Regions from separate parts of the Homo sapiens genome. Here region 2 is linked to region 1. Evidence: chromatin loops called from intact Hi-C (ENCODE). Cell type or tissue: CD4-positive, alpha-beta T cell. All regions are shown on one strand. Each heading gives the region's core, and the rest is flanking DNA. Links, peaks and the distances in the headings are about the cores only. Region 1 overlaps CEP95 (centrosomal protein 95). Region 2 has its middle 43 kb from the start of MIR6080.

Region 1 (16,297 bases), core at 8,250-16,249:
CGGGGCCAGTCATGGTAGTTCACACTTGTAATCCCAGCACTTTGGGAGGCCGAGGCAGGAGGATCACTTGAGCCCAGGAGTTGGAGACCAGCCTGGGCAACATAGCGAGACCTCATCTCTACTTTTTTTAAAAATTAAAAAAAAAAAATTACATCCTAATTTAATTAGATCCCTGTGTGCTGAGGCTATATCCCTGGTTTAATTATTTTTTTATGTGCTTTGTCTTAAGTTTAAAAAATATTTCTAATGTATGTGAACATGTTTATATAGGTATGTATGTATGTATATAAAATGGTTTATTTCTTAGAATTGCATCGTAATATCCACTTTAATTTGTCTTACTAGCGGAAACCCTTTCTGTGAGTGGGATTCCAAATGCTAGGAAGCTAGGGGAGCCTATCCGAGCAGCTATTCCTTTACATCCACCCTACCACCCTTCAGAGCCTCGAGCACCCTGCCCCATAGGAAAAGAATACTTGCATTCAAGTCACTGCTCCCCAGCCGTAAATTCTACTGGAGAGCATACGGAATTTTCTGGGGTAAGTGGAAAAGCTTACTTTCAGTTGGCTAGAAGTACACTTGTATGTATGTCTGTGTGTGTGTTGGTAATTGATTAGAAGGCCGTGTGTGTGTATGTGTATTGGTGAAGTCTTTATTCTTTGTCAAGGAAGCCCCTATATTTAAAGAAGTCTGCTAGAATTGTCAAGCATATTGCACTAGTCAAAGCATCGTACTCCTTAAAATTTGCCTCTGTATACACCTGCACATTCTTGTTCTAGGAAGATAGGAGAAAAACGAATGCATATAAAGGGAAATAATAAGAGCCAACACATAGTGAATGTTTATGTTGTGCCAGGCGCAGTTCTGGATACTTTAGGGGTATTGAATAATTTACTGCCCATAACAACTCTGGAGTAGCTACTATATTTATTTATTGTTGGGAAGCTGATGTAGAGAGGGCAAGGTTACACAGCAATTACAGAGTCAGGATTTGAACTTGGACATTCTGGCTTCAGAGTCCATATTGTGTCCGTAATTTAATAATTTCAAATTTAGAAAACACAGAGTGGAAAAGAAAATAACCATCCATGCATATTCCCATTATCCACCATGAACCACTGTTAACATATTGATCTATTTGGTTCAATTGCAGTGAGCCAAGATCACGCCACTGCGCTCCAGCCTGGGTGACAGAGTAAGACTTCATCTCAAAAAAAAAAAAGAAAAAACCTTTTTTATATAGTCATCCTGTCCTTATCTTTCTAAAAAGAACAGGACTGGGTTCGGTGGCTCACACCCATAATCCCAGCACTTTGGGAGGCTCATGTGAGTGCCAGAGTTTGAGACCACCCTGGGAAACATAGTGAGACCTTGTCTCTGCTAAAAATAGAAAATTAGCCTGGAGTGGTGGTGCATGCCTGTGATCTTAGCTACTTAGTAGGCTGAGGCAGGAGGATCACTTGAGCCCAGGAGCTTCAGTGAGCTGTGACCACACCACTGCATTCCAGCCTGGGCAGCAGAGCAAGACCCTGTCTCAAAAAGAAAAAAATAAAATAAGAAAAACAACAGGCAGGTATGTACACAGGGTAGATATATAAACAGTGATACATTTTCATTATTTAAACATTCAAGCAATGCATTAAAAGTACAGAGATGAAATAAGCATTATTAACAATAGGTGACCACATTCTCAACATTCTGTGCATCTAAACAGGAGAGGGATTAGATAAAAAGAGGTGTTAAAATGGAGTCATAAGATAATGTTTACTTTTGGGGGAATCATAGTGGGGGTTTTAGAGATATTTCTGAGTTGGTAATACTCTGTTTCTTGACCTGGGTGGCAGTTAAAGGGGAGTGTTTATTTTCAAATAATTCATTGAGCTAGAAATACTTTATTTTAAAAGTTTTATTAAAATATGATTATATTTTAGTTGCTATTTAGTAAAAGGTTGTTTGTTTTATTTTTTTTTGAGACAGAGTGTCGCTGTGTCGCCCAGGCTGGAGTGTAGTGGTGCAGTCTGCACCCACTGCAACCTCCACCTCCCAGGCAAGTGATTCTCCTGCCTCAGCCTCCCAAGTAGCTGGGACTACAGGCACACGTGCCACCACACCTGGCTGATTTTTTTTAAAAATATTTTTAGTAGAGACGGGGTTTTGCCATGTTGGCCAGGCTGGTCTCAAACTCCTGGCCTCACCTGCCTGCCTCTGCTTCCCAGATTGCTGAGATTATAGGCATGAATCACCATACCCAGCCTACTAAAGGGTATTTAATTTTACTTTAATAGAAAAAGATAATGAAGTGAAATTAAAGATATCATTAAACATTAAATAAATGGCCGGGTGCGGTGGCTCACACCTGTAATCCCAGCACTTTGAGAGGCTGAGGTGGGTGGATCACGAGGTCAGGAGTTCAAGACCAGCCTGGCCAAGATGGTGAAACCCTGTCTCTACTGAAAATACAAAAATTAGCCAGGCGCGGTGGCAGGTGCCTGTAATCCCAGCTACTCTGGAGGCTGAGTCAGGAGAATTGCTTGAACCCAGGAGGTGGAGGTTGCAGTGACCCAAGACTGCACCACTGCACTCCAGCCTGGGTGACAGTAAGACCCCATCTCAAAAAACAAAAAAACAAACAAACATTAAATGTTTCTTCATCACAAGAAGTATTTTCTAAAAGATTATCTCTAAGACCAAGAAATAAATTTAGCCGGACACGGTAGCTCATGCCTGTAATCCCAGCACTTTGAGAGGCTGAGGCGGGTGGATCACTCGAGGTCAGGAGTTCGAGACCAGCCTGGCCAACATGCGAAACACCGTCTTTACTAAAAATACACAAAAAAATTAGCCAGGTGTTGTGGCATATACCTGTAATCCCAGCTACTAGGGAGGCTGAGGCAGGAGAATCGCTTGAACCTGGGAGGCGGATCAAGCCATTGCACTCCAGCCTAGGCAACAGAGGAAAACTGTCTCAAAAAAAAAAGGAAATTTAAAATGTTAAGGGTTTATATTCATATTTTGAGAGGTGTTGTCTTTGTTTTAACTGTTTCAATTTTGGACAGCCTTTATTGACATTGATACAAAAGATAGCCACTTGAATACTTTGTACTAGTGATAATTTTTTTGTTGCTCAGGTATAGTGGTAATCCCTGAAATTTCATATTTAGAGAACACCTGGCCTGTGTTTTTATTTGAATGGCATCCTGAGCCACATTTGTTCTCTGAGCACAAGTTTCTAGACATTGCTCCAGTCCTTTGGTGCACTGGGTGTCAATAGGGTCTTTTGACAAATGCACTTCAAAACACGGAGATTGAAGGCACGTAGCTTTGTGCCACAGTTCCTCCCTTCCTCACTCCCAGAAAGTTCATGTTTCTTATTTGTAGCTTTTTCAAATCAACTTTTTTTCTGTTTTTAATAGGATCTAGATGATGGACTTTTCTTAATTTCCAAGTTGCCTAAAGGCAGCAAATGGGAAGTATATCCAGCTCAGGTCCAAGGGCCTAGGACAAGGAAGCCTCCCAAAGGAAAAAGGTAACATTACTGCAGACTTCAGTGTTTACAGTCTGTTTACAAAGGAATTTGAAAATGCAGGGGCATGATCTCCAAATTTAGCTGTGAAGACCAGAATGAAGTATTTGTTAAAGTACGTATTACAGTTATTTTAAACTAAATAATAGACACCTAGCTATTTTACTGTCAAATGGTCACTTTTATTACAGAAATGAAAACAGAGCTACAGCCTCATCCTGCAATTCACCTTTCCCCCAGAGGCCAAGAAAGAGATTAACAGAACAAGAATTACATGATGTATCAGAAAAACTCTCTCAGCGGCTTTCTGAACTAGATTGGGCAAGTCTTGTTTTTTCATCTATATTGAGATTCCCATGGGTTAAGTGAGCATTTAAGTAATCTCTCAATTGAAAGTGAGGTATTAGAAAATTAGTTGTGTCTTATTAATAGTTACTGTGAAAATGTTCCGTAAGTCAAGCAGGTAGAACAGGAAGTGATCTCTCAGCGTTTCATGATCTAACTAAATTTGGTGCAGATTTATCCAAATTTTATTGAATTCTGATGAAAACTAAATCATTTAACATAAACGATTATGTTAAGCCATTTTTCTTTAGATATGTCTTTATAGTTCCCCTTTGCCGCTAAAGACAGATCTGGTATAAAATTGGATGGATCACTGATTCTCACAAAATACAATATTACAGTTTTAAGGTATCATTGAATGAATGTTTTAAATCCCTACGTGACTTTTTCTAAAGTTTATTGAAACTTAGTGATCCATAGCACTGATATACACCTTTTTAAAACTAAACATGTATGCCAGGTGTGGTGGCTCACAACTGTAATTCCAACACTTTGAGAGGCTGAGGCAGGTGGATCACTTAAGCCCAGGAGTTTGAGACCAGCCTGGGCAACATGGCAAAACCCCATCTCTACAAAAAATAAAAGATTAGCCAGGCTTGGTGGCATATGCCTGTAATCCCAGCTACTCAAGTGGTTGAGATGGGAGGATCACTGGAACCCAGTAGGCAGAGGTTACAGTGAGCCCAGCTAGCACCACTGCACTCCAGCCTGGGTGACAGAGTGAGATCCTGTCTCAAAATAAAAGTAAATAATTAAACATGCATAAGCGTCTGAAAACTTGTTATTAGTGACTGTCAAAGGAAGCTTTTTTAAAGGTCTGCCTACTCCTACGAATTTACATTCTGCTGAAATCAGTGAAAGATGTTGAAAAGAATTTTCTCAATAGATGTTAAAAAGTGCTCTGGGTGATCGGATTAAAGAAAAGACTGACCATAAAGAAGAAAATACTGGAAATGAGGAGGTAGAGGATGGAACTGAGGAGACACTGTCTCAGCACAGTGATGGCATCGTGGAGTATGGGCCAAAGAAGTCAAGGCCAGGTACTTACCCCAGAGAGACTGAGAAGGGGGACATCCATGTGAACTACTTAGGCAGTTCCATCTGTTCTTAATAACTTATATTCTAATTTTAAATAGTTGAGAAATATATAAAAGGATCAAAAGTAATATCAAACACCTGGATCTTCCCCATCTAGAAGTAGCAAGTGTTAACAATTATATTTGCTTTAGCCCCTTTGTGTTTAAGAAATAAAACAGTAGAAACCCCCTCTGCTCTCCCCACAGATCTCTTTTCCCCACCCTCAGTGCAACCACTGTCTTAAAGTTGGCATCTTTTCTTCTGATCCTTGTTTTTATACTTTAAGAGCTCATGCATTACTTGTCTAAACATAGTATTGTTTTATGTTGTTTAAAAATTTACATACTGTATATATTATTCTGCAACTTGCGTTTTTTTCTGACATTGTCTTAGAAATCTATTTATGTTGATCCTTACAGATCCAGCTCATTCATTTTAACTGCAGTGTAACTGAGTTCTTACAGTGTGTCACTTTTGTGTGGGTATATGTATAGCAGTATCCATTTCCCCTACTGCTGGACATGACTGAGTTCTTGCAGTGTGCCACTTAATGTGTGTGTGTGTGTGTGTATATATATATATATATATATACACACACACACACACGCGTGTAGCACTATCTATTTCCCCTATTGCTGGACATGTTGTTTCCAGTTTTCATTACTATAAAAATTCTGCAATGAACAGCCTAGAATATGTGTAAGAGTTTCTGTGATATCTCCATCTAGTAGGATTGCTGGATCATAAGGCCTACATTTCTTCACCACTGCCAACTTGCCCACCAAAGTGATTGCACTGCTTTATACTCGTATCAGCAGTTTCTGGTTTGCCGTGTCTTTGCAGATACTTCTACTGTTTGATATGCCATTGTTCAAATCCAATTATCCTGTCTTCCACCAACTAAAATCCTGCATATTTTACATTTAGTTTTATCTACTTTGGTCATCCATTGTTTCTTCAGAAATAGTCTTTTTCTGATCCAACTTCCTTAACTTTTTCAGTTGTTTTTTACTCCTTCAAGAATGCTCTTTCCTTCTCTTGATTATTTCCTCTCTCTTCCCTTTAAAAGGACTCAGCTAATTTCTAGGCACCCTCATCCAGGAACCTCTTCCTTTCCCTTTTTATGTACATACACATGGTATCCTATTGTGAAAACAGGTTATAAATTAAAATATTATTTCAAGTGCGTCTTCAGTTTCTAGAGAAAAATACATCATGAGCAGCTATCATTTAAAATAGATTATGCAAGTCAGTTTTTAAAAATACATCTTAGAATTTGAAATGTGAAAGACTTGAATTAAAAGCATGTGAAAAAAATAATAAGCTCGGAAAATTTATTTATAAAGGTACCAAACTAGCTTCCTTGGTCTTAAGGCTATGTTGAAGTGCTTTTCCCACTGGAGTCACCCTCTTCACAACTAGCAGATCCCCAGACACACCTATAGACAATGGGATAAAAAGGTTTGTAGAAGGAAATGGTTTATTAGATCTCTTTGGCAGTGTGCAATTAGGAGGGCTAGATTGCTAAGTAGGGAAAAATTGAGACCACTTAGACAATGCTTAACACATTAACTTTGCCTATAAGCATATATAATAAGATAGATATGTATGCTTACATCCCACCTTCTCAGGACCCAGATAGGTAAAAGGATAGCAGATGCGTGGCTCAGATAATTTACCTTTTCTCTCTTTGCATCTCCCCCTATCACCAAGAGCACTCTCCATAGTCCTTTGTGCATAGGAGGCATTCCACATGTTGAATATCCAAAGTTGAATGTAGAAGCTAAGTATTTGAGACAGTACACATTTGTATGCATTTGTCTGTTTACTTGGTGTTACCATACCAATTCAAGTTAGTTACAGGAGAGAGTCCCTTTAGCACATTCACTCATCAGTCTCTTTGGATTTAGTGAAAACCAACTTTGGTTTCCAGCATAACATTCTGGCTATCAGGAACTAATGTTATATGTCTTTTCTCTGTTGCAGGACTTTCCATGCGTAGAAAGCCACCCTACAGATCCCATTCGCTCTCTCCATCTCCAGTTAACAAACACAAACAGTTCCACTTGGAGAGAAAAAGGCAGCGCAAGCCAAGAGAAACAGATGTCCGCCAATTCCAAGCACAGGTTCTTCCCCATCTCTTGACTACCATTAAGCAGCAGCCAGTACCATTTCCCCTCAGCCAGATGCTACCATGAACATGCTGTTGATTTAGGCTTAAAATACATTTAATATTCTTGAGCGGAGTGGATGATAGAGAGCTATGTGACATAGCTTATGTCTTTGTTAGCATAAAATTATACTCATGAAACTCTTAAAAAAAATAACCTGGCTGGACATAGCTTGGTGTTCCAGTAGATTAAGAAAGAGGAGATCAGTGTGAGTTGTTATTTTCAGAGTGAGCTTCAGAGATGAAGGGAATTTGAGGTGGATTAAACGTGAAAGGCCACTTGAGTTACAGAGAAGATGAGATCAAGTACCCAAGACAGGAATGAGAGGAGGTGGTTGGGATTCAACAACAGGGAGATTGGTATGATTACCTAGGAAGACTTTCCACTGTGGAATGTGGATTTTGAAATGTAGCATGGATTTAGAACACTTATTTGCAGTAGTAGGTTTTATAATGCGGTAGGATTTATAATGGTGAAAAACTAAAACCAATTCAGACATCTTACACTCATTTGTAACTCAGCATGTAACTTCCACTCAGGAGAGTATCAAAATGATTGCAAAAACTTGAGAACAGAAAAAACGCATGATGTAAAATTTCATTTTATGTCCCAATTATATATGTTAAAGTAATGTAGAGATTTGTGAGGCAGGTGCAGTGGCCCTGCACTTTGGGAGGGTGAGACAGGTGGATCACCTGAGGTCGGGAGTTCGAGACCAGCCTGGCCAACATGTTGAAACCCCATCTCTACTAAAAATACAAAAATTAGCCAGGCATGGCAGTGCACACCTGTAGTCCCAGCTACTCAGGAGGCTGAGGCAGGAGAATCACTTGAACTCGGGAAGTGGAGGTTGCAGTGAGCTGAGTTTGTGCCACTGCCTCCAGCCTGGGCGAGAGTGCGACTGTCTCAAAAAACAAAACAAGAAAACCATACATTTGTGATATAGAGTCTGAAAGGAATTTTTTTAAAAAGTGAATGAGCTTGATATTTTAGGGGTGGCAGGTATCCTAGGTGAATTTTTTTCCTCTTTTGTATTTTTTTTTTTTTTTTCTCAAGGTGGAGATTCACTCTTGCCGCCCAGGCTGGAGTGCAATGGCATAATCTTGGCTTACCTCAACCTCCGTTTCCCGGGTTCAAGCGATTCTCCTGCCTCAGCCTCCCGAATAGCTGGGATTACAGGCATGTGCCACCACGCCCAGCTAATTTTGTATTTTTAGTAGAGATGGGGTTTCTCCATGTTGGTCAGGCTGGTCTTGAACTCCTGACCTCAGGTGATCCACCTGTCTCATCCTCACCGCACGCGGCTAAGAGCTTGGATGCTCGGTTGAGGCACCATTGGAATTGAAACTCAGGATCTCCTGTTTACTAGACAGGTGCTTTAACCAGCTAAGCCATGGTGCTGCCCGTTGTGTATGTTTTTAATAACTGTAATATATGACCTTTTCCCCTTTAGGCGTTTACTGAAGCATTTGAAAGGGAACTAAGAAGACATAAAGTTCAAGAGAATATTGGACCTCTAAGAATACATGAGAAGGAGGAGGAAACAGTGGGTAAAAGTCTCCACTGTAATAAATGCCATTTGATCAGATGAGTGGGAAGTACAAAGATGATCTTTTTAAAAGAAGAAGGGGCCAACAGGGCCTTAATCATGAGCTCTTTAGGAAAAGGCAGGATTTCATGTCATGATACAGGACTTGCTTATTAATAAGGCATTCAGGTTGCTAAAATATGACGAGACATGGTTCCAAAGAAAAGTAGTGTTTTTCCGCTACTTAAAACTTCCCATCAGTTTTTAAGGGTTTATTTGACTTAGCAGTTCACCAGGGGCTTAAAAACTACTCTAGGCTGACAAAATTAAAGAAGAGTAAGAGAAGACAGAACATCCTAGTTGGCTATAGACCTGGTTGTAAGAAACCCAAAACAGAAGTTTTCATTGCCTTTCAAAAGAATGGTTACAGAAACTAAGTGAAATCATGGGGAAAATGCTTATGCTAAAATATTCATGAACAAAACAGGATATAAAGTACAGTATGGTTACAACTAAGCATACTGCATAGTTGCCTGAGAATTTTTTAAATCTACATGGAAAAAGAGAAGTACATTGAAACATTAATGGTTAAAAAAAAGATTAATAGTGGTTGTATTTAGGGTGTGGGACTATGGTGACTGAAACTTGAAAAAGATTCAGTGCTTTTTCAAATTCCAAGGGATGCCAGAGGCCAAAAGGTGCATTTAACTTAGAGTAAATGAATATTAACCAGATTTTACAAATTTGAAGTAAGGTGGTTTGGCTTACTGTTAGCTAAAAAACTAAAAAACTACCGTTAGCTGTTTTTGTCAGTATGTAATATTTAAGATGATGTATGAAAGAACTGTTAGACCTTTTATTTTTATTCTGTTTTATATCTGCTTCTAAGGAAAAAATATACAGAGGAGAAGCTGTTCGTAAAGGAACTCCAGAATGTAGTCAGCCCTGGAAGATTTACTCTAGAAAAACCACAACGCAGAGTCTAAGAGGTGGCCTCCCAAAGCCAAATAAAGCAGTTCCAAGTAAGAACCACAGAATTGTACTTTATGGAAAACTGGCAACCTTTGAAAGCATGTGCAACATTCCAAGGACACAGCACTGAAAGCTAACATCCACCAGTTAGCCGAAGAAAGTTTTTTTTTTTTCCCAATCACTGCCATGTGGCTGGTTTTCCGTAGAGGGCTAAAACTCTTCAATAAGGAAGTACTTCAGGGAGGCCTATATATTGGCACCCAAGGAATGCCAGGACTGCCACCTGCTGCTCCAGCGTTAGCCTCACTCGTGTGCTTACTCACTTTGACTGCCTTTTTGTCTATTTCTGGGAGGTTGGTAGAATGAAAGGGATGCTCCAAGGCAAGCAGATGGCCTGTCCACCTCCTATATATTGACAGTGCCAATGAGTGTAGAGTCTTGTTACAAGAAACAAAGTCATGAGAAATGCCAGGCTTCCTGTTACACCCAAAGACTGCTGGCCCTCCTACTCTATCCTTTAGACCAGAAACTTTTTCTTCTAAGCACTTGCCTACCGGGAAGGTTGAGGAGTCTTGTTTTACCGTACGTAGAGAATCTACCCACAGGCACTGAAGCGGCTGAGCAATTAGGATGGACTTCCCAGGACCAGCATGGCATCAATCCAGAACTATTGAGCTTATTTTTATCCTTACCAGTAGTTGGCTTACTCCAATCAGAGGAGTAATGCAAATTATTATAAGTACATTTAGAATTGTTCTTTTCAGGATCAAAACCACATCACTTACATAAGCTTTGATCTACCAGGGATGTTGGATGACAGTTCTTGTCCACGTCTCAGATTAAGAACATCTTATTTTACCTTGCAGTGAAAGTAAGTGAACACAGTCTCCTGCCCCTTATGCTGGAGCAGTTTCCGTTTCTTTATGTTTCTGGCCCAACACTAAGCAAAATGTGGAAACAGCAAATTGCACAGGTTGAACAGCTTAAGAAAGAAGCATGTAGAGAAAATCGATCAAAGAAGAAACTCCAAGATGAAGTAAGTTACTGTCAGTCTTAAGCATAGGAATTTAAATGAGAAGAGCTTATCCTTAAGAATTTAGTGAACAGCATTATTAACCTACTTAACTTCATGTCCCCCTTCAAGATAGAAGAAGCCCTAAGAAGGCATGACCTCCTTACTACCCTTGTCAAGAAAGAATATGAACATAACAAGAGACTGGTATGTCAAGAGCAAGTTGGGTATTATAATTCTGAATTTGTTATATTCATTCCCTTTATCTGTGCTAGCTGGGCAACAGTTGCACAGACCCTTAACCTCTTAACACCTGCATGTGGAAGTGTTGCCTAGGTCTTTAACCAAAATTGATAGCCCATGCCTGTAATCCCAGCACTTTGGGAGGCTGAGGTGAGAGGATCACTTGAGACCAGCCTCAGCAACATAGTGGGACCCTGTCATTAAAAATATATATATGGGTGTGGAAAAAATGAGCCTGGCATGGTGGCATTTGCCTGTGGTCCCAGCTACTTGGGAGGCTGAAGTGGGAGGATCACTTGAACGTGGGAGGGCGAGGCTGCAGTGAGCTATGATCTTGCCACTGCACTCCAGCCTGGGTGCCAGAGTGAGACCCTGTCTCAACAACAACAAAACACACAAACCCAAAATGGGCAGGAGGAAGAGCTAGGTACTTTATATACACAGTTTCAGTTAGTCTTCATAGTAATGTATTAGAGATGTTTTCTATGAAATGAAAACCCTGAAGCTTTGAGATACTAAGTAACTTGCCCTGGGTCTCACTGATAAGCAAGGGACACAGCTGAGATTTTAATCCAGTTCTGTCTGTGGACTCCATGGACCCATCTAGGTGCCAAGCAGCTGAACTTAGTGCTGTTTGCCCTCTCCCATCCTTCTCAGGTCCCAAGTAGAGAGCTCCAGGATTTATCAGCCTCCGTTATAATTTTGACTAGGAATTGTGCTTAGAGAATTACGAAGGGAGAGGATGGAGGTCAGAAACAATCTGCCAAAGGGAGAGATTTAAAAATCTTTGCCTGAGTGTGGAGTAGAGATAAGCCATGAGAACTGTAATACTGAACAGTTCCAGGAAGACATCTCAGGAACTGCAGATGGTACTTTCCTGTGGAGGGAAAAAACACTAGTATCTGAAACACCTACATAAGAGGCTTTATGTACATGACCCCATTTTATTTTCACTCCTTTGTCAGATACTGTCTAATTTCCTTAGTTTTTGCCTAAATGCTCCTGGCAGCTCAGGCTCTGCTTGAAAGTCTGGGTGTGCCATTTTCCTACTCCTTGTGAGGTGGCATCTGGGCCAGCCTTGTTAGCAGCTTCCTGGTGGCATGGGGAGTGAGCCCTCAGTTCCACAGGAGTGCCCAGGATCACTGCTGCCCTCTGCTGCAGTGGGGTGTTATTGGAGCTGCTCTTCAGATTGAGGTGATAAAGCTGCCAAAGGCTGAAGGGCTTCTGGGGCCACTGGCCCCCCACACGTGACATACTGCCTGAAGACATCGTGATGGGGAGTGAGGCAGATGAGAACGCTGGAATCTGCATTCCTCTTGTCCTTACCCTTCTCTTCCCTCCCCTTTCCCTTTCTTAGCAAGACTTCAAGGACTGCATTCGTAGGCAAAGGTTGACCCAATCAAAGATAAAAGAAAATCGACAGCAAATCGTTCGTGCTCGAAAATATTATGATGATTATAGAGTTCAGTTGTGTGCAAAAATGATGAGAATGAGGACCCGGGAAGAAATGGTAAGTCTGACTTTTCTGTCCAGCCCTGTTAAGAAGGTGAACTTTGTTATCTTTCAGGACCACCTTCTTTGTTCGTGACTCTTGTCCAAATTTGAATCCAAAATCTAAACTGAAGTCCTATAGTGCTGGCCCTGAGTTCTGCTTGGCCACACTTCATTTTCTTACTCCATTGTGCATTCCCGTCCATTCTCAGTCTCCGTGTCCCTCATCTTAATGTGAAGTCTTACTTCCTCCCTGCCTCCTACACATAACAGGTACTTCTCCAGTAAAACTACTTTAGAGGTTTGGGAACATGTGAGAGACAAATTTAGTGTGATAACATGACCTTGCATTCCACATAAAATCAGGACTAGTGTCCAGCTGTGCTGTGAGGGGTTTTCCACAAGGATGACATTTGCTATGTCATCCTAATCAGGCTGTGAAATGATTAACCTTTTGAGATCCCAAGCTAGCAATAAATTTCATCTGTAAAATATTTTAGTAATTATAGTTTACTAAAGACTTGGACATATTTCTAGAGGAAGGCTTTGAGGAGAGCGTAAGTAACTTGTCTGTAGCTCATGAATGCGTCGCCGTCAGAACCAGTTTTTCTATCCAGAATTTACACTGATGAAGGGAGGACAAGTGCGCATATCCAAGCCCTTTGAGCAGTGTGTTTTCCGGTGGCCTCCCCAAATGATCACTCCCCCTCCTCAGTGATGTACATGTGTAGGTGTGGCATGTTTCTGCTCTTGGCGTTCTTACCCTATGTACATGGCTGCTTGACACTGCTTTTCTGAAGGTTGTAAAGAACCTCTGTGATACATGAAAAGATAATGAACACCTTCGTCATTAGGGAAATACGACTCAGAACCACAGTTAGAGGACGAGTGTTGGCAAGGATGTGGAGAACTTGGGGCTGTAAAATGGTGCAGCTGCTTTGGAAAACAATCTAGCAGTTCCTCAGAAGGTTACCAAAAGGTCATATAGAGTTACCCTATGACCCAGCAATTTCACTCCTAGCTATATAATCACACAAAAAACACAAATGTTCATAGCATTACTTATAATAGCCTAAAAGGGGAAACAACCCAAAGTGTCCATCAGTTAATGAATGGATAAAGAGTGTGCATTCATTCATACAGTAGGATGTTACTTGGCAATAAAAAGGAATGAAGTATTCATACATACTGCAGTATAGATGAACCTTGAAAACATGCGGAGTGAAAGAAACCAAATACGAAAGGCCACGAATTACATGATTCCATTTTTAGGAAGTGTCCAGAATATGCAAATCCATGGAGACAGAAAGTACAGACTGGTGACTGCTAAGGATGGGACAGGGGGAATGAGCACTAGTCAGTATACGGTTTCTTTTTGGGGTGGTAAAAATGTTCTGTAGTGGTGATGGTTGCACAACTGAGTATAATAAAACATACTGAATTATTTATTTTAAAAGGGTAAGGCTGGACTCAGTGGCTCACGCCTGTAATCCCAGCACTTTGGGAAGCTGAGGTGCAAGGATTGCTTGGGACCAGCCTGGGCAACATAGTGAGACGTCATCTCTCCAAAAAATTAAAAATTTAGCCAGGCGTGGTGGCACATGCCTATAGTCCCAGCTATTTGGGTAGCCAAGGTGGGAGAATTGCTTGAGCCTGGGAGGTCAAGGCTGCAGTGAGTTGTGACTGCCCCACTACACTCCAGCCTGGGTGACAGAGCAATAACCTGTCTCAGAAAAAGGAGGTACATTTTATGGTATGTCAAAACATCTGAATAAAACTAGTATTTAAAAAAAAAAAACCTTGGGAAATACAATCAGTATATACCTCTAGTTGGCCAAAATGATATTCCTCAATGACTATTTTTACGATTAAATAACTGACAGATATTTAAGAAACTGTTTGAAGAAGGTTTAAACATTCAAAAGCAAAGATTACGAGACCTAAGAAACTATGCCAAAGAAAAGCGAGATGAACAAAGGAGACGCCACCAGGATGAACTGGACTCCATGGAGAACTACTATAAGGACCAGGTGGGCTCCTGGCACTTGCTTACGCTGTTGTGCTTAGTCCTGACCACTTGCCCTTGTGGCAAAACTTGCTTAGTCTGTTGACAATAAACCTTGTGTTAACTGAAGTTTGCACTCTACAGATTAGAGGACCCCATTTCAAGATTGAAATTTAAGATCAAATAATACCTGACCATAGTACAGTATATTTCCCTATTTCCATTAAAATGATTTTAAGCCTGTGAACATTAAGAAATGTTACATTTGGACTACAAACATTAAATATAATATTTGTTTTTTTTCTTCCTATAAACAGTTTTCATTGCTGGCAGAAGCCATATCACAGGAACATCAAGAACTTAAAGCCAGAGAGAAATCTCAGGCCCAGGTAATAATTAAGATAGAAGCCAAGTCATGCACTGCATGGCAATGTTTCTTTCAGCAAGGGACCTCGTACATTGGTGGTTGGAGCAATAGGCTGTATCATATAGCCCCGGTGTGCAGTGGACTGTACTCTCTAGGTTTGTGTAAGTACACTGACATTTTGCACAACAACAAAATCATTTAATGATGCATTTCTTGGAACATATCTCCATCATTAAGTGACACATGACTAATTTACATTTTTAGGAAGTAGAAAACCAAATGTATTATACCTGTAAAGGGAATGGAGAGAAGACTAATAAGGCAATCCATCTATGACCCAAGACATTTTTATCCTATGATTTTAACTTTAGTTAGGTCTCTGTAAGAGCTGCTGTTGCTAGATTATTGAAAATTTTGGAGGAGTTTGATTAGCTGGAAGATGGAGAGGGAACAATAGATGAGGGCCTGGATAAATGCTGTGAACAGCGGGATGACATGCCTTCTTTTTTCAGACATTACATAAGGTGAAGAGGGAGCTGAGATCTAAGATGGAGAAGGAAATTCAGCAGCTGCAGGACATGATAACACAGAATGATGATGATGTTTTCTTCCGGGAACTGGAAGCTGAGCGCTTCAGATCTCGGCTTCAGCTGGCTTCCTTTCAGTACAGTAAAAGTCCCTCCCTATGAGGCCAGACTTGATAATAGTAGGTGAAGGTTCTGGAGGCCTTTACCAGGACAGAGCTAGAATCGAGCCAGTAAACAGTCTAAGCCAGAAAAATAATTTTCAAATGCTTTACCTGTATTTTCATTCCAGTACTTTTTATGATTTTTTAAATAAAAATTGTTTTCTAAAAGCTTATTGCTTTTGAATTTATGACCTGACACCTGAAAAGGGGAAAATAATCATTAGTCGTATTTGTGCTAAAGCAAGTAACAAGCCTTGTGTGAGCAGCCAGCTCCTGAAGTTTGTTGCTTTAAGTCAACAAAAATAATTAATTAAGAATTAGCACTTGAGGACAAAAAAATACTATATTATTTCTGATTCATGAGAGAAGAAAGGTGGGTGGTTATCAGAGGTGGGCCTCGGAGAACCTTGACAATACCATGTATGTGTAGACTTCATAACATGGCTGGACGATGAGAGACTATGCATTACGGCAGTTGGGTGCAGAGGCTCATGCCTATAATCCCAGCACTTTGGGAGGCTGAGGCGGGTGGATCACTTGAGGTCAGGAGTTCGAAACCAGCTTGGCCAAACCTGGTTTCCCTGGTTTAGTACAGAGATGGTGAAACCCTGTCTGTACTAAAAATACAAAAATTAGCTAGGCATGGTGGCACTCAGCTGAGGCATGAGAATCGCTTGAACTTGGGAGGTGGAGGTTGCAGTGAGCTGAGATTGCACCACTGCACTCCAGCCTGGGCAACAAAAGTGAGACTCTTTCTCAAAAAAATAATAAAAAATGCATTATGGTTTCTGTTGGTTGGCAGAAGATAGATAGATAGATAGATAGCAGTGAGAAGAGATAGATAGATAAAGGGTGGAAAGCCAGGCTGTCATTCA
Region 2 (16,297 bases), core at 3,366-11,365, 200 kb after region 1:
TTCTGATGCAGTGACAGTGATTTTCCTGATGACTACGAGACAAAGGTGTCCACAGCAGGTAAAGGAAAGCCAGTGCCACCAACAGCCATAAGCCAATTCCATGTGGACGGCCTCCTCTGCTGACATCCCACTGGGAGAGCCGGTAAGAACTCTGAAGGCGGGGTTGCAGGGAGGACAGGGAGGAGGGTACAGATGACCTATGACTGCTGGCTGGCATAGTACGACTCTTGTATAACTTGAATTCTCATGAAACATGCATTTTTGATGGATTATTGGATTATTTTCATCCTTGCACTAGTGGCACAAAGACCGGACAATCCCATGTAATGGACAAAAGATAGTGCCACTTGCACCAGAGGGAAGCTAGGACAAGGCTGGACAAGGTCCTGGGAAAGAGGCCACAGGTGGCAAATCCACCCCGCCTGAAGGACCTCATCTGGGTGCAGACTTCTACCTCCCACCATTGCTTCAATACCGGAGGTCTTTCCTTGTTTTCCTCACCAGACAGTTCTTTTTCTCAAACTAAGGAAATGAGCACACATCTCAGAGTGGCCCCAGTTCAAATCCTTCCTCTACCATTCGCTGACTGTGATGAACAGCTTTGGAATCCCCATTTGTCCATCTTTCCAACATGACTCATATATGTTGATATCACACATCCCGGATGTGATAGGATGAGGGCACTTCATCTCTTAGGTGTTCTTCCCAAAATTCTGCAGTCCCAGTCTAATCATGAGAAGACCAGAAACTGTCACCAGTCAGCGGAGACTAAGGAGACATGGACACTCAACGCACCATGGTGTCCTGGATTAGGTCCAGGAAGGGAAAGAGGCCATTAGTAAGACAACTGCTGAGACCTGAAGAAAGTGTTTAGTCCAGTTGAAAAATCATGGATCTAGACCAGGCAAGGTGGCTCACACCTGTAATCCCAGCACTTTGGGAGGCCGAGATGGGTGGGTCATTTGAGGTCAGGAGTCTGAGACCAGCCTGGCCAGCATGGTGAAACCCCATCTCTACTACAAATACAAAAGTTAGCCAGACGTAGTGGCGTGCACATGTAATCCCAGCTACTCAGGAGGCTGAGGCAGGAGAATTACTTGAACCTGGGAGATGGAGGTTGGAGACGGAGTTTGCAGTGAGCCGAGATTATGCCACTGAACTCCAGCCTGGGGGACAGAGTGAGACTCCGTCTCAAAATAATAATAATAATAATAATAAACAATAAATAATAAATAATAAAATAAAAATAAAAATTATGGGGCAGGGTGTGGAGGCTCATACCCATAATCCCAGCACTTTAGGAGGCTGAGACAGGTGGATCACCTGAGGTCAGTAGTTCAAGACCAGCCTGGCCGACATGGTGAAACCTCATCTCTACAGAAAATGCAAAAACTACCCAAGCATGGTAGCATGTGTCTGTAGTCCTAGCTACTTGGGAGGCTGAGGTGGGAGGATTGCTTGAGCCTGGGAGGTGGAGGTTGCCACAAGCTGAGATTGCACTACTGTGCTCCAGCCCTGGTGACAGAGTGAGACTCTGTCTCAAAAAAAAAAAAAAGATAAATAATAATAAAAATAGTTAAGATGGCAAATTTTATGTTATATGTATTTTACCACACTTTTTTTTTTTTTGAAACGGAGTCTCACTTTGTCACCCAGGCTGGAGCACAATGGTGCGATCTCAGCTCACTGCAACCTACATCTCCTGAGTTCAAGCAATTCTCCTGCCTCGGCCTGCTGAGTAGCTGGGATTACAGGCACCCACCATCACACTCGGCTAATTTTTGTATTTTGGGTAGAGATGGGTTTCACCATATTGGCTAGGCTGGTCTCGAACTCCTGACCTCAGGTGATCCGCCCAACTCAGCCTCCCAAAGTGCTGGGATTACAGGTGTGACCCACTATGCCCAGCCCACAATTTCTTAAAATAATAAAGAAACGAATACAGATTTGACTGTATATGTGCGTGTGCATGTATGTGTACACATCCACATTCCCTAGCTGTATCCACTGAGAGGGACACGGAACAGCCTCATCCTAGTAGCAGTGAGCACATGTAGCATCCAGATCTTGACTTCTAAATACCATTTTCAAAAAAAGAGAACCAGGATCTTCAGAGAACAGACTGATTCCAGGGCTGAGACCAAAAAAAAAAAAAAAAAAAAAATACAGATGCTCCTGGAACAGCTTGTACTAGAAAGCTCAAAGAATGGTGGGTCACTGCAAAAGGAAAAGGGCACAGCTGCGAGCTTGAGTGGGCTCCCACTGGCCAAACTGGGAATTTTTTTTTTTTTTTTGATACAGAGTCTCACTCTGTCACCCAGGCTGGAGTGCAGTGGCACGATCTTAGCTCACTGCAACCTCCGCTTCCCAGGTTCAAGCAATTCTTGTGCCTCAGCCTCCCAAGTAGCTGGGACTACAGGTGTGTGCCACCACACCTGGTTAATTTTTGTATTTTTAGTAGAGATGGGGTCTCACCATGTTAGCCAGGCTGGTCTCGAACTCCTGACCTCAAGTGATCCACCCGCCTCAGCCTCCCAAAGTGCTGGGATTACATACATGAGCCACTACACCCGGACTGGGAATAATTTAATTATTACAGTGAATAGTGAGAGTCATGGATTATAACCTATTGCATTCACGAGTCCATGCAGACATAGATAAATCACTTGCCAAAGATCACAATGGGATAAGATAGCACTGGGGACGAGGGACGCTCACTCTCATTTTCCTTTAGCACTTCTTTCCCCCCAGATACTGTAAGTGGGAAGGACATGACACATAGAGCAAGCTGGAGGCCCAGGAAATTCCTAGAGAGAGTGTCCAGGACATATGGACTTTTGAGATCTGTCCAGTGTCATTTCCTGTTTCAAATCATGCTGGGGGAAGGGAAGGTGCAGGAGGTGCAGTGAGGGAGGGGGCGTAGGGGTGAGAGAGGCCGGAGAGCAGGGAGGAGGCTGGTCCATCAGCTGCAGCTGCCAATGATGCCTGCTGGGGGGTGTATGGGCGAGGGACCTCCTGGAGAGCGAGGTGCCCACATCTGGTTCACATTGAAGGGTAAAAACAAACAGGTTTGTGAGCTGGAAGAAGCCCAGTGGACTGAGCCAAGCCGTGCTGCTTGGACACTAGGGCACAGCATCCCCTCTTCCACGGGTCACTGGGCCTGGCCAGCTCCCAAGGGCTTGCAGAGGGGACGCGGTTGGAATAAGGCCATCTTCTCTGCTTGGAACCACATTATCTGGGTCCAGCTCCTCCTAATGTACAAACCGGCCTCATCGTGTGTCCGGAGAGGCTGGTTCTTTGATTTGTAGATGACTCATTTCAGGCTCTTGAACGAGACTGAGACTGCACATGTACCAAATGTCACCATGTCCACCCAGAGGGCTTGTTTGTGCTTCGTGTAATGTCTCCCTTGGCTAGGAAGAGACAACGGCTTGCTGTGGGATCTGGAGCAACTTTCTTAACTTCTATGAGCCTCAGTTTCCCCAGGTATAAAATGGAAACAACAGTTCCTCCTTAAGGGGTCATGGTTGGCCTATTAGAGTTACTGAGTATCGGGCCCAGCCGCAGTGCCAAAAATCTCTCAATCAACGTCCACCATTCCTACTGGTCATTTGGACTCCAGCCTTATCTCTTCTACTGGGTATCTAAAGTTAGCCTGTAGTCCCAGCTACTTGGGAGGCTGAGGTAGGAGGATCACTTGAACTCGGGAGGCAGAGGTTGCAGTGAGTCAAGATCATGTCACTGCACTCCAGCCTGGGTGACAGAGTGAGACTCTGTCTCAAAAAAAAAAAAAAAAGTTTTAGGAAAAAAAGACTTTCCTCTAGGCCAGGCAGGCATGGTGGCTCACACCTGTAATCCCAGCAGTTTGGGAGGCTGAGGCAGGTGGATCCCCTGGACAATATAGTGAGACCCAATATCTGCAAAAAAAAAAAAAATTAAAAATTAGCTGAGCATGGTGGCACACGCCTGTAGTCCCAGCTATATGGGAGGCTGAGGCAGGAGGATCACTTGAGCCCAGGAGGCAAAGGTTGCAGTGAGCTGTGATGGCGCCATTGCACTTCAGCCTGGGTGACAGAGTGAGACCCTGCCTCAAAAATAAATAAATAAGTAAATAAATAAGGCCAGGCACAGTGGCTCATGCCTGTAATCCCAGCACTTTGGGAGGCCGAGGCAGGCAGATCACTTGAGGTCAGGAGTTTGAGACCAGCCTGGCCAACAGGGCCAGACCCTGTCTCTACTAAAAATACAACAATTAGCCTGGTGTGGTGGCTCATGCCTGTAATCCCAGCTACTCAGAGGCTGAGGCAGGAGAATTGCTTGAATCTGGGAGGCGGAGGTTGCAGTGAGCCAAGATTATGCCACTGCACTCCAGCCTGGGCTACAGAGCGAGACTTTGCCTCATAAATAAATAAATCGGCAGCAGACAGCAGGGAGCTGATTCATTCTGGAGAGAGCCCTGAGGCCCGTGTCCTGGCCAGCACCTTTTAGAGACCTCAGCTTCCTACCCTAAACTCACCTCTTGCTGTCCCCAAACTTACAGAAAAGGATGTTGTCCCTTTGCCAGATGCAATCAGTTTGCGCTCCTCCAGCACCCTCCAGGGTGTTCCTGGGGAGTCCGCTTCTGTGGGCCCACTTGTCAGCTGTCAAAAGCCCTTGGCCGGCCGGGCTTGGTGGCTCACGCCTGTAATCCCAGCACTTTGGGAGGCTGAGGTGGGCGGATCACAAGGTCAGGAGTTGGAGACCAGCCTGGCCAATATGGTGAAACCCCGTGTCTACTAAAAATACAAAAACTGGCCAGGCAAGGTGGCGGGCGCCTGTAATCCCAGCTACTTGGGAGGCTGAGGCAGGAGAATTGCTTGAACCTGGGAGGCGGAGGTTGCAGTGAGCCAAGATCACGCCACTGCACTCCAGCCTGGGCGACAGAGGGAGACTCTGTCTAAAAACAACAACAACAACAACAACAACAACAACAACAACAACAACAAAAGCCTTTGTCCAGGAGCCACTGCAAAGCACAAGCCCGGGACACCATCCACCTTGGTCCTTGGGAGAAGGTGAAATTAGACAAACTGGTTACACCTTGGCAAATCATTTGACCTCATTGTGCCTCAGTTTTCTCCTCTGTGAAAAGAACTTTTTTTTTTGAGATGGAGTTTCGCTCTTGTTGCCCAGGCTGGAGTGCAATGGCACGGTCTCAGCTCACTGCAACCTCTGCCTCCCAGATTCAAGTGATTCTCCTGCCTCGGCTCCCTAGTAGCTGGGATTACAGGAGCCCGCCACCACGCCCAGCTAATTTTTTGTATTTTTTGTAGAGACAGAGTTTTACTATGTTGGCCAGGCTGGTCTAGAACTCCTGACCTCAGGCGATCCACCCACCTCAGCCTCCCAAAGTGCTGGGATTACACACGTGAGCCACCTCGCCCGGCTTAAAAACGACTTCTAAATACTACTCACTTTATAGGGTTGTAATGAGGCTATCCTGAGAGGTTTGAGTATGCATGAGGCATATTTGGTACAGTGCCTTGCATATAGTAATTGCTCAGTAAGTGCTCACTATTATGGTTGTTAGCTGTCATTCAAGATGTCTCCAGCCCCAAATAATCCTCACTGAACAGTTCAGAAGTTGCCAGGGCTCAAGCTCAAGTCTGATTTCCTAGGGCTACTGGGGAACAGACAGAATCCTTCATGCGGTTTCTTTTTTTTTCTTTCTTTCTTTTTTCTTTTTTTTTGAGACACAGTCTCACACTGTTGCCCAGGCTGAAGTGCAGTGGCACGATCTTGGCTCACTGCAACCTCTGCCTCCTGGATTCAAGTGATTCTCATGCTTCAGCCTCCTGAGTAGCTAGGGTTACAGTCCCACACCACCATACATGGCTAATTTTTATATTCTTAGTAGAGATGGGGTTTTGCCATGTAGACCAGGCTGGTCTCGAATTCCTGACCTCAAGTGGTATACCCACCTCGGCCTCCCAAAGTGCTGGAATTACAGGCGTGAGCCACCACACCCAGCCCCTTCATGCAGTTTCTCTCACTCCTTTCAGAAACAAGGAGTCTGATATTCCATCAACATGGAATCCACTGCTATAAACCAGCCTGCAGTCCCAGCCGGTGAACTACAATCCAATCAGGGATTAAATCTAAATTCCTCCCATCTGATCACTGGGATCCCTACACATCCAACTGACCCCCTCCCCCTCCAGAAATGTTATCAATCCCCTAAATGCCTCCAATCACCAGTTTAACCACCAGCCAAGAGCTTACTACTCCCCCTCTCCCAAGCTTAGACACTCAGTGTAATTAATGGACACGCAACATTGGGAGCTTTCACATTAAGCTCTTACTTTGAAACTTTGAATAAGAAAAAGCTGAAAAAAGCAGATCTCCCAATCTCGGTGAAATTGTAGGTAAAACTCCAAGTAGAATACCCAAAATAAATTGTATAAGTAATGATAATATATCATAATGTATTTATTATATGCATATATATTAGATATATTTAGAATATATAGGTATTAAGTATTCTAAATTTCTATCACCTATCTATCTATCTCCATCTGTCTATCTATAGTCACTGCAAAGGCTAAAAGGAAGTTTTCCACACTCAAGAGTGAAATGGGGCTGGGCTCAGTGGCTCATGCCTGTAATCCCAACACTTTGGGAGGCTGAGGCAGGAGGATTGCTTGAGGCCAGAAGTTCAAAACCAAGACCAGCCTGGACAACATAATGAGACACTGTCTCTACAAAAAATATAAAAATTAGCCAGCTATGGTGGTGCACACCTGTAGTCCCAGCTACTTGGGAGGCTGAGGTGGGAGGATTGCTGAGGACAGGAGGTGGAGGCTGTAGTAAACCATGATTGCTTCACTGCACTCCAGCCTGGGTAACAAACTGAGAACTTGTCTCAAAAAAAAAAAAAAAAAAAAAAAAAAAAGAGAGAGAGAGTGAAATGGAACAAATTATACATCCTTTGCATGACAAGAAAGAGCTAGAAGAATAACATTGTGGAGGGCCTGGTTTCTCTGAAGGAGCTGTTGAAATCTGCTCTATGATCAGAAGGGACATGATTGTAGGTGGAGGCTGGAAAAAGGCTGTTTAAGCAACTGTTTAGATTTTGGGTTAAACCATTTTGCGCAGCTTGAAAAATAGTATGCTCTCAAAAAAAATCTATTTATCCAACAGCTATCTATCTATTTATCTATCTATCTCTCTATCTATCTGAAATGAAATTAGTTGCCCCTTTCAACTCCTGCTTTGTAAAATAACACTGACTGAGAGCTTACTTGTTGAGCTGGGTATTCAAATCACCTTTAAAGCACCTCTAGGAGTTAGACACTAGTTTTATCTTCATTTTGCTGAGTTGGAAAGTGAGGCACAGAGCAGTTAAGCAACTTGCTGGAGGTCACACAGCTATTAGGTGTCAGAGCTGGATTGAAATTCAAATCTGATTCCAGAGCCAACGCTATTTGCCACTAAGCTCTACTGCCTCCCTGTGGCGGTTTTCCAGTCAGGAGGGAGTCTTCAGCTTTCACAAATACTATACCTCCCTCGCCCACAACACACGGAACTCAGTCTCCCCCTGTTGCTTTTCATAGCAAATCCTATGCCCTCTGTTCATGTTTTTGACATGCATAAAATCTTGGCCCACCATGAGAAAAAAAATACTTTGTTGATGTGTGTGTTTGTTTTAACCAGTAACTTCCACTTTCTGTCTTTCTAAACCATTAGAATGAAAAACATTTGTTCTCACCCTTCCTATGTTTTTGTTTGTGTTTGTTTGTGGAGATGGAGTTTTACTTTTATTGCCCAGGCTGGAGTGCAATGGCATGATCTCGGCTCACCGCAACCTCTGCCTCCCGGGCTCAAGCGATTCTCCTGCCTCAGCCTCCCGAGTAGCTGAGATTACAGTCATGCACCACCATGCCCGGCTAATTTTGTATTTTTAGTAGAGAGGGGTTTCTCCATGTTGGCCAGGCTGGTCTCGAACTCCCGACCTCAGGTGATCTGCCCACCTCGGCATCCCAAAGTGTTGGAATTACAGGAGTGAGCCACCGTGCCCGGCCCTCACCCTTCCTATGTAAAACCAAAAGCATTCACTCACTGTCCATCCACAGCACAGATTGGAAGCCACTTAGGCACCCCGGGGGTTGAATCTAGTGAAGAGAATCTGACGATGCCTGGTGCACTCTGGGGTGAATTCATTTTGACACGTAGCTCTGAAGTTTTAGAAATATCGTTGTTCTTCATATTGGTGTTTTAGATAGAGGAGGCATGTTAGTTTTATTTTTCTTTTTTTTGAGACAGAGTCTCACTATATCACCCAGGCTGGAGTCCAGTGGTGCAATCTCAGCTCACTGCAGCCTTGACCTCCCTGGCTCAAGTGATCCTCCCACCTCAGCCTCCCAAGTAGCTGGGACTACAGGTGCACACCACCACGCCTGGCTAATTTTTGTATTTTGTAGAGACGGGGTTTTGTCATGTTGCCCAGGCTGGTCTTGAACTCCTAGACTCAAGCAATCCTCCTGCTTTGGCCTCTCAAAGTGCTGGGATTACAGGAGTAAGCCACCACACCCGGCCGAAATGTTCTATGTCTTTATCTGGATAGTGGTTACCTGGGTGTCCATGTAGGTAAAAATGCATTGAGTGGCTGGGCACAGTGGCTCACTCCTATAATCCCAGCACTTTGGGAGACTGAGGCCACTTGAGTCCAGGAGTTTGAGACCAGCGTGAGCAATATGACTAAACCCCATCTCTACTAAAAATACAAAAATTAGCTGGGCACTGTGACTTGGGCCTATAATTCCAGATACTCAGGAGGCTGAGGCATGAGAATCACTTGAAGCTGGGAGGCGGAGGTTGCAGTGAGCCAAGATTGCACCACTGAACTCCAGCCTGGATGACAGAGTGAGACCCTGTCTAAAAAAAGAAGCATTGAGCAGCACACTTCAGATTAGAGCAGTTCACACTCATTACTGAATACAAATTGCACCTTAAAGCCAGCTGCAGTGTCTCACGCCTGTAATCTCAACACTTTGGGAAGCCAAGGCGGGCGGATCATCTGAGGTCAGGAGTTTGAGACCAGCCTGGCCAACATGGCAAAACCCTGTCTCTACTAAAAATGCAAAAATTAGCCAGCCATGGTGGCAGGCGCCTGTACTCCCAGCTACTTGGGAGGCTGAGGCAGGAGAATCCCTTGAACCTGGGAAGTGGAGGTTGCAGTGTGCTGATATCGCGCCACTGCACTCCAATGTGGGTGAGAGAGCGAGACTCGTCTCAAAAAAAAAAATTAAATAAGTTGTACCTTAATAAAATAAAGACAATAGAAAGGGAGGAATCTAGGAGAATTATTATTTTAAGGGCGAACAAAGTTCATAAAACAAACACACACACACACACACCCTGTGGTGGTTGTGAGGACTGGTGTGGGACAACAGAGGAAGAGAAGGCAGGGAGACTAGAGTTAAAGACTATTGCTTGTTGTCCACGTTTTAATCTCTTAGGCAGAAAAGGGCAAAGACATGCCCTTTTCATTGTCACCAGCTTTACTTTCACCTTTTAAAAGTAAATTGTTGGCTAGGTGCAGTGGCTTACGCCTGTAATCCCAGCATTTTGGGAGGCTGAGGCGGGTGGATCACCTGAGGTCAGGAGTTCAAGACCAGACTGGCCAACATGGTGAAACCCCATCTCTACTAAAAATACAAAAATCAGCCAGGCCTGGTGGCACACACCTGTCAGCTACTCAGGAGGCTGAGGCACAAGAGAATCACTTGAACCCGGGAGGCAGAGGTTGCAATGAGCTGAGATTGCAACACTGCACTCCAGCCTGGGCAACAGAGTGAGACTTTGTCTCTCAACAACAACAAAAAGTAAATTGGATCGGAGTGCAGTGACTCACACCTGTAATCCCAACACTTTGGGAGGCTGAGACTGGGGGATTGCTTGAGGAGTCTCCCTGGCTGAAGTGAAGGTTTCCCAGGCTTTCTCATGAGAGAATGTCTTTTAAGTTTACAAAAGGAAAGGCTGAAATTAAATTCCCTGGTATCTTTCCATTGGCTGAATTTCCCTGTAGCTGCCTCTTGCTGAAGCCTGGGGTCTCCCTGGCAGCTGGGCCCGGAGGAGGCAGGAAGTAAATAGCTGTTCTCTGAATGGGCTCTTCAGAGAAACGGGACGCCTCACTGTATTCACTGCGAGGAACACAGGACCTCAAAGCTCTGGGGCCCAACTGGGAACTACACAAGTGGTTTCTTTTCCAGAAAGCCCACTCATAAGACGCAGAGGCATCCAATTTCCCAGGAACCTATGGCACAGTGAGAGGCATGTCTTCGTCACCCAGAAGCTCAGGACAATGTCATCACCCACAGAGGCATCGATGGGAGGGCTGAGCTCAGGAACCCACAAGAGGCTCAGGGTGCTGCCATGAGCTTAGATCCTAGACTTGAGTGGGCTGAAAGGTCACAAGGCTAAGATTTAGGGCTAACACAGAGGAGACAAGCCAACGCTGAGTCACTTTGAAGCTTGAAATCAGGGGTTTTAACCCCCACGCTATTGACATCTTAGACCAGAAAATTATTTATTGTGGGGCTGTTCTGTGCATTATGGGGTGTTTAGCCGCATCCCTGGTCACTATCCACTAGATGACAGTAGCATCCTCCTCCCCGAGAAGTGACAACCAAAAATGTCTCCAGGCCAGGCGCGGTGGCTCACGCCTGTAATCCCAGCACTTTGGGAGGCTAAGGTGGGCAGATCATCTGAGGCCAGGAGTTCAAGACCAGCCTGGCCAACATGGAGAAACCCCATCTCTACTAAAAATACAAAAATTAGCCAGACGTGGTAGCAGGTGCCTGTAATCCCAGCTACTCAGGAGGCTGAGGCAGGAGAATCGCTTGAACCCACGAGGTGGAGGTTGCAGTGAGCTGAGACCATGCCATTGCACTCCAGCGTGGGCAACAAGAGTGAAACTCCATCTCAAAAAAAAAAAAAATGTCTCCAGATTTTTGTCAAATGTCATCTTGGGGGGCAATATCTCCCTCGATTGAGAACCACTGCTTTAGGTAAAAGCAAAATCTTAGGCTGGGCGCAATGGCTCACACCTGTAATCCCAGTACTTTGGGAGGCTGAAGCGGGTGGATCATTTGAGGTCAGGAGTTCGAGACCAGCCAGACCAACATGGTGAAACCCTGACTCTACTAAAAATACAAAATTAGCTGGGTGTGGTGGCGCACGCCTGTAATCCCAGCAACTTGGGAGGCTGAGGCAGGAGAATCACTTGAACCTGGGAGGTGGAGGTTGCAGTGAGCTGAGATCGCACCATTGCACCCAGCTTGGGCATCAAAAGTGAAACTCCATCTCAAAACAAAGCAAAATCTTAGACTTTTGGGGCTATTGCCTGAAATCTTGGACAAAGGCCTAACTGACCCAGTTAAAATACTGAGTTAAAATCTGAGCCCCACTGTTAGACTAAAGCAAACCAAGGAGGCAATGAATTACGTGTTGCCTAACTTGCTTCTCCCTTGCAGTTTCAATTGCGTTAGGCAGCCAGCTTCCCTTCCTCTCCACTGTTTGAATTGTTGCTGTGCCGGGCAAAAACTGTGGCTGGTCCACCTCAGAGCTGGCCTCATTTCAATAACAGCCGGGAGGACTGGCATGGGGCTTTCCAAGCTTAATTAGCTCATGTTTGTAAAGTTCTTAGGAAGCTCAGGCCAGCATGCTATGGGAAGTCCAAGTTACTAGGATTCTCGCCACACTTAAAAAAAGAACATTCCCACATAAAAAGGCTGGTAGAGGCAGAAAAGAGTGCCTCAGAGCATGTGTGTGAATAGCAAAGGGTCCTTCTGAACCACATTTGAGACCGTAAAGAAAGAGGGTAATGCATTCCAACTTTCAGGCCCTCCTCCTATTCTCTAGAGCAGGAAATTATTTAAAGTATTTCCTGAACAGCTGAAGTATGTTAGAAACCTGCTAGCATCCTCCACAGAATCTCCAGGAAATGGACACCAAAGAATTTCTTTGCAACAAGAAACTATTTGAGCTCTACTGGCCATTTCTACCTGAACAGGTTGGATACTCTCAGCCTGGGACCTAGAGAATACAATCTTCTTAGATCATTTTTATGTCAAACTTAGCATCCTACAGCAAGAACACACACTGGAAGAGAATTCCTCTTGTGTATGCACATATATATGAAGAATTCTCTTCTAGCATATGTATATATATATATATAGAGAGAGAGAGAGTATATATACACATATATTAGTATACATCAAGAGAGACGGAGACAGAAAGAATGAAGAACTTTCTTTGTTAGGTAATTTAGCAATGTCAGTAATAGCTTGCTAGTTAGTTATTCCCGCTCAATCTTCGGGTGGGGCAAGAATGAGGTCAGCCTCTTCTGTTTTAGGCAGAATTCTAGAACATGTAACAAAAGGAAACTGCTTGGCTCCATCCCACCTCTAGAGATTTGTTCTCTCCAAGGCCTGCCTATAAATCTCCCAGGGTGGGGTTCCAGAAGCATGGTGCCCCGGCAAGCCAAGTTTGAACCTCCCAAGCAAATCAGCATTGGAATGTTGGTGGTGTCACAGGATCAAGAGCCATCTGGAAGCCAGCTGTGACTTGGGCTGATTCCCATGGTTTCCTATGAGAAGGGCAAGTATGATCACTACAGCAGAAATACCAAAGAAAAATGGCAATTGTTACCTCTGGAGCAAAGAACAAGGCCTAGAGCAGAGCCAGTTCCTAAAGAGAATGACAGATCTGATAATGCTGGTGAAGGCCAGGCAAGTTCTGTGCTTCCTAACCAGTTAGAAGCCTTTCCTCCGGCGGCGGCAGAGCTCGGATCCAGAGTTTGGGAAGTGTGGGACTTGCCTCTCTGAGACCTGGCTGTCAGCAGGAGGATGAGGAGCCAAACATGTCCCATTGTTACCACCCACCCTCTGGGGCTTGCAGGGAAACTGAACTCCTGGCCAAACGAGAAATATAAACCCTTGCCATCTTCTCTTTCCGAGGACAAAGGCACCACAGATTTTTAGTGTGTTTCATCATGCTTTTGGAATGAATGTCAACCAAATGCCATCTTTTAGGGACAGTGGCAAAAACGCCTGTCCAACTGGAGTTCTTTAGTCAATGGCAGTTACAGTCACTGATCTGAGGTCTTAAACTACCTATTAGGCTCAGGGAGTGACATTAAAAAAAAAACAGCAGCCGGGCGCGGTGGCTCATGCCTGTAATCCCAGCACTTTGGGAGGCTGCAGTGGGTGGATCACAAGGTCAGGAGTTCGAGACCAGCCTGGCCAACATTGTGAAACCCCATCTCTAAAAATACAAAAATTAGCTCGACCCGGTGGTGCATGCCTGTAATCCCAGCTACTCAGGAGGCTGAGGCAGGAGAATAACTTGAACCTGGGAGGTGGAGTTTCCAATGAGCCAAGATTGCGCCATTGCCCTCCAGCCTGGGCAACAAGAGCAAGACTCCGTCAAAAAAAAAAAAAGAAAAGAAAAGAAAAAAGCAAAAAGCATATTTACAAATGTGTAGAAAATAGGCTGGGCGTGGTGGCTCACATCTGTAATCCCAGCACTTTGGGAGGCCGAGGTAGGTGGATCACCTGAGGTCAGGAGTTCAAGACCAGCCTGGCCAATATGGTGAAACTCCATCTTTACTAAAAATACAAAAATTAGCTGGGCATGGTGGCGGGTACCTGTAATCCTAGCTACTCGGGAGGCTGAGGTGGGAGAATTGCTTGAACCTGGGAGACGGAGGTTGCAGTGAGCCAAGATTTCGCCACTGCACTCCAGCCTGGGCGACAGAGTGAGACTTTGTCTCAAAAGAAACAAAAAAAGAAAAACAAAACAAGAAAAAGAAAAGAAATGGAAAGGAACTACACCTGAAACTCATAATATTTTGAAGGTAGCTCTGCCTTTGAGGGCCTAATTTTCCCCAGGCTGTGATCCCCTTTCTTTGAAAAGCACCCACATGTATTTAACAGTAAACTGTGCATACAGTTTCAGAGGTTCAGGAGCCCCATAACCTATCTTGGATCTCAGGTTACACAGGTTAAGAATTCTTATTCAGGCCAAAATATAAAATCCAATGGTAGAATTTTAGGTTATTATTTTAATTGTTTTAGGTTATTATTTTAATCTTTGTGGTATTCTGTTTTTCAAATTTTCTAAAATAAGTATTATTTCTGTAACTACCAAAAATACATTTTAAAGAATTACCAGAAAGAAAAGAAAGAGAAAAGGAAGAAAAAAAGAGAAAGGAAGGAAGGAAGGAGAGAGGAAGGGAGGGAGGGAGGGAGGAGAGAGAGAGAGGGAGAGAAAAAAGAGAGTGAGAGAGAGAAAGAAGGAAGCGAAGGAAGGAAGGAGAGAGGAAGGGAGGGAGGGAGGGAGGAGAGAGAGAGAGGGAGAGAAAAAAGAAAGAGAGAGAGAAAGAAGGAAAGGAAGGAAGGAAGGAAGGAAGAAAGAAAGAAAGAAAGAAAGAAAGAAAGAAAGAAAGAAAGAAAAAGAAAGAAAGGAAGGAAAATGAATTAGCTTTGTGTTCCCTAAGTTAATCTTTGCTGAGTGGTTGAGACGTTGGTTGAAAGAATGGGCAAGAACAGAGTAGGGTGACAGTCATTGGTCACTTACAACTTTAGTCTAAGCCAAAGGGTTGAAAAAGACCATCTTGGCTGGGCGTGGTGGCTCATGCCTGTAATCCCAGCACTTTGGGAGGCCCAGGTGGGTGGATCACTTGAGGTCAGGAGTTTGAGACCAGCCTGACCAACATAGAGAAACCCGGTCTCTACTAAAAATACAAAATTAGCCTGGTGTGGTGGCGCATGCCTGAAATCCTGGCTACTTGGGAGGCTGAGGCAGGAGAATCTCCTGAACCTGGGAGGCGGAGGTTGCAATGAGCCAAGATCATGCCATTACACCCCAGCCTGGGCAACAAGAGTGGAACTCTGTCTCAAAAAAAAAAAAAAAAAGAAAGAAAAAGACCACCTCATTTATACACAGTTTTCTACATTTCTCCTATATTTCAATAGTTTTGCTTTTAAAATATGTATTTTTTGCAGCCACAATCAGGAGATGCCTTCTGGGTATCATACCTTGACCATTAATTTTAATTTTGAATTGATTTAAAGTTTTCTTATTCATCCAATCTTTCCTCATATTCCCTTGTTTTTATGGATAAGCTTCCAATATTTCTGCCTAAACTTGTTCAAGTTCTAAACATGAGTTTCTTCATAGTAGAAAATATGGCTTTGTGGTGGCTGTCTCAACAGTCAAGTGTTTGCTCATTCAAGAAACTTCATTAACACTAGTATTAGGGCCCTATCAGGTATTGATACTGACAAGCTTCCATCACCAAGTTGGACTTGGGTGGTTCAGTCCTGTTCTCATGGCCAATGAGAAGTTAGGTGAGGAGGTGCTCCAATTAGTCTGTCCAATAGAATTAAGAGAAAGGGAACCAGTGGGCACAAGAAGACAGCTGGACCTCTCACTGGGATACTGCAAAGGCTAACAGCCAGTCTAGGAACTTAGTCACAGTGGGCTCTCCTTGAGCCAGTTCCACTGTTCAGAGAGCTATGCCAAGCCCGTAAAAGACCTAAAGGCTGACAAAACATCTGACTTTTCAGTAGAATCCCATCATTAAGTATGTAAACAATCCAGTATGGTCATCTTATGTTGATGTGTATCTGATTGATAAGGGGAAAAAAAAGAAGAGTAATAATCAACTTAGACTAGAAGGTAAAATATATCAAAACAAGAGTCTATGTAAGAACAAACAGAAATCTTTGGTGTTAAAAGGTTGGAGGCAGCCAGGTGCAGTGGCTCATTCCTGCAAATCCCAGCACTTTGGGAAGCTGAGGCAGGAGGATAGCTTGAGGCCAGGAATTTGAGACCAGCCTGGGCAACACAGCGAAACTTTGTTTCTTCAGTTATTACAGCTATTCCCAACAACAAAAAGTTTGGAATAGCCGTAATACTCATCTAGGATATTTCTATTATGTAGGAATTAGTATCTATACTTTTCTTATGCCAGCACTGAGCTGCCCCATCAAAAGGTCTTTCACTGACATAATAAAGAGGCAGGATTTGAATTCAGACAGATCTGGCTCTTAAATACCAGTCCACTTCACTGCACCATGCTACCTCCCACAACTAGGATGGGAAAAGACATTTACGATTGTGAAAAGCCTGGAACGCACGAACTGATCAGTTTAAGAGGGTTCGATGCATACACCTCCCACACAGTGTTATGAAACTGTCCCAAATATTTAGGAAGAACTGAGCGTTCACAGACACTAGAATTAGCTTTCAA

Evidence for each region. Hi-C counts contacts between places; a loop is a spot of excess contacts. Peaks named below come from ENCODE experiments on the same cell type or tissue, not always from the same donor. Only the 100,000 strongest peaks of a DNase experiment are listed, where the experiment ranks them.
Region 2: a loop joins it to region 1, with 2.6 times the contacts of the local background. A loop is called at or near these places in 2 of 110 quality-filtered maps.

The regions. Positions count from the first base shown.
Region 1 is chr17:64,522,357-64,538,653 of GRCh38, forward strand. It overlaps CEP95 (centrosomal protein 95), which reads left to right. Exons shown (of 20, transcript NM_138363.3): 8 at 346-539; 9 at 3,414-3,526; 10 at 3,715-3,844; 11 at 4,755-4,908; 12 at 6,932-7,071; 13 at 8,570-8,662; 14 at 9,534-9,666; 15 at 10,483-10,652; 16 at 10,761-10,835; 17 at 12,229-12,381; 18 at 14,246-14,392; 19 at 14,685-14,756; 20 at 15,247-15,590. The coding sequence ends at 15,423. Among named protein-coding and RNA genes, the nearest start is that of CEP95, 24 kb to the left of the region's middle. In CD4-positive, alpha-beta T cell, for the core only: no CTCF peak of the experiment used is centred there; a DNase peak (open chromatin) is centred at 12,015.
Region 2 is chr17:64,729,613-64,745,909 of GRCh38, forward strand. No RefSeq gene overlaps it. Among named protein-coding and RNA genes, the nearest start is that of MIR6080, 43 kb to the right of the region's middle. In CD4-positive, alpha-beta T cell, for the core only: CTCF peaks have their summits at 7,464 (motif pointing left) and 7,664; a DNase peak (open chromatin) is centred at 7,459.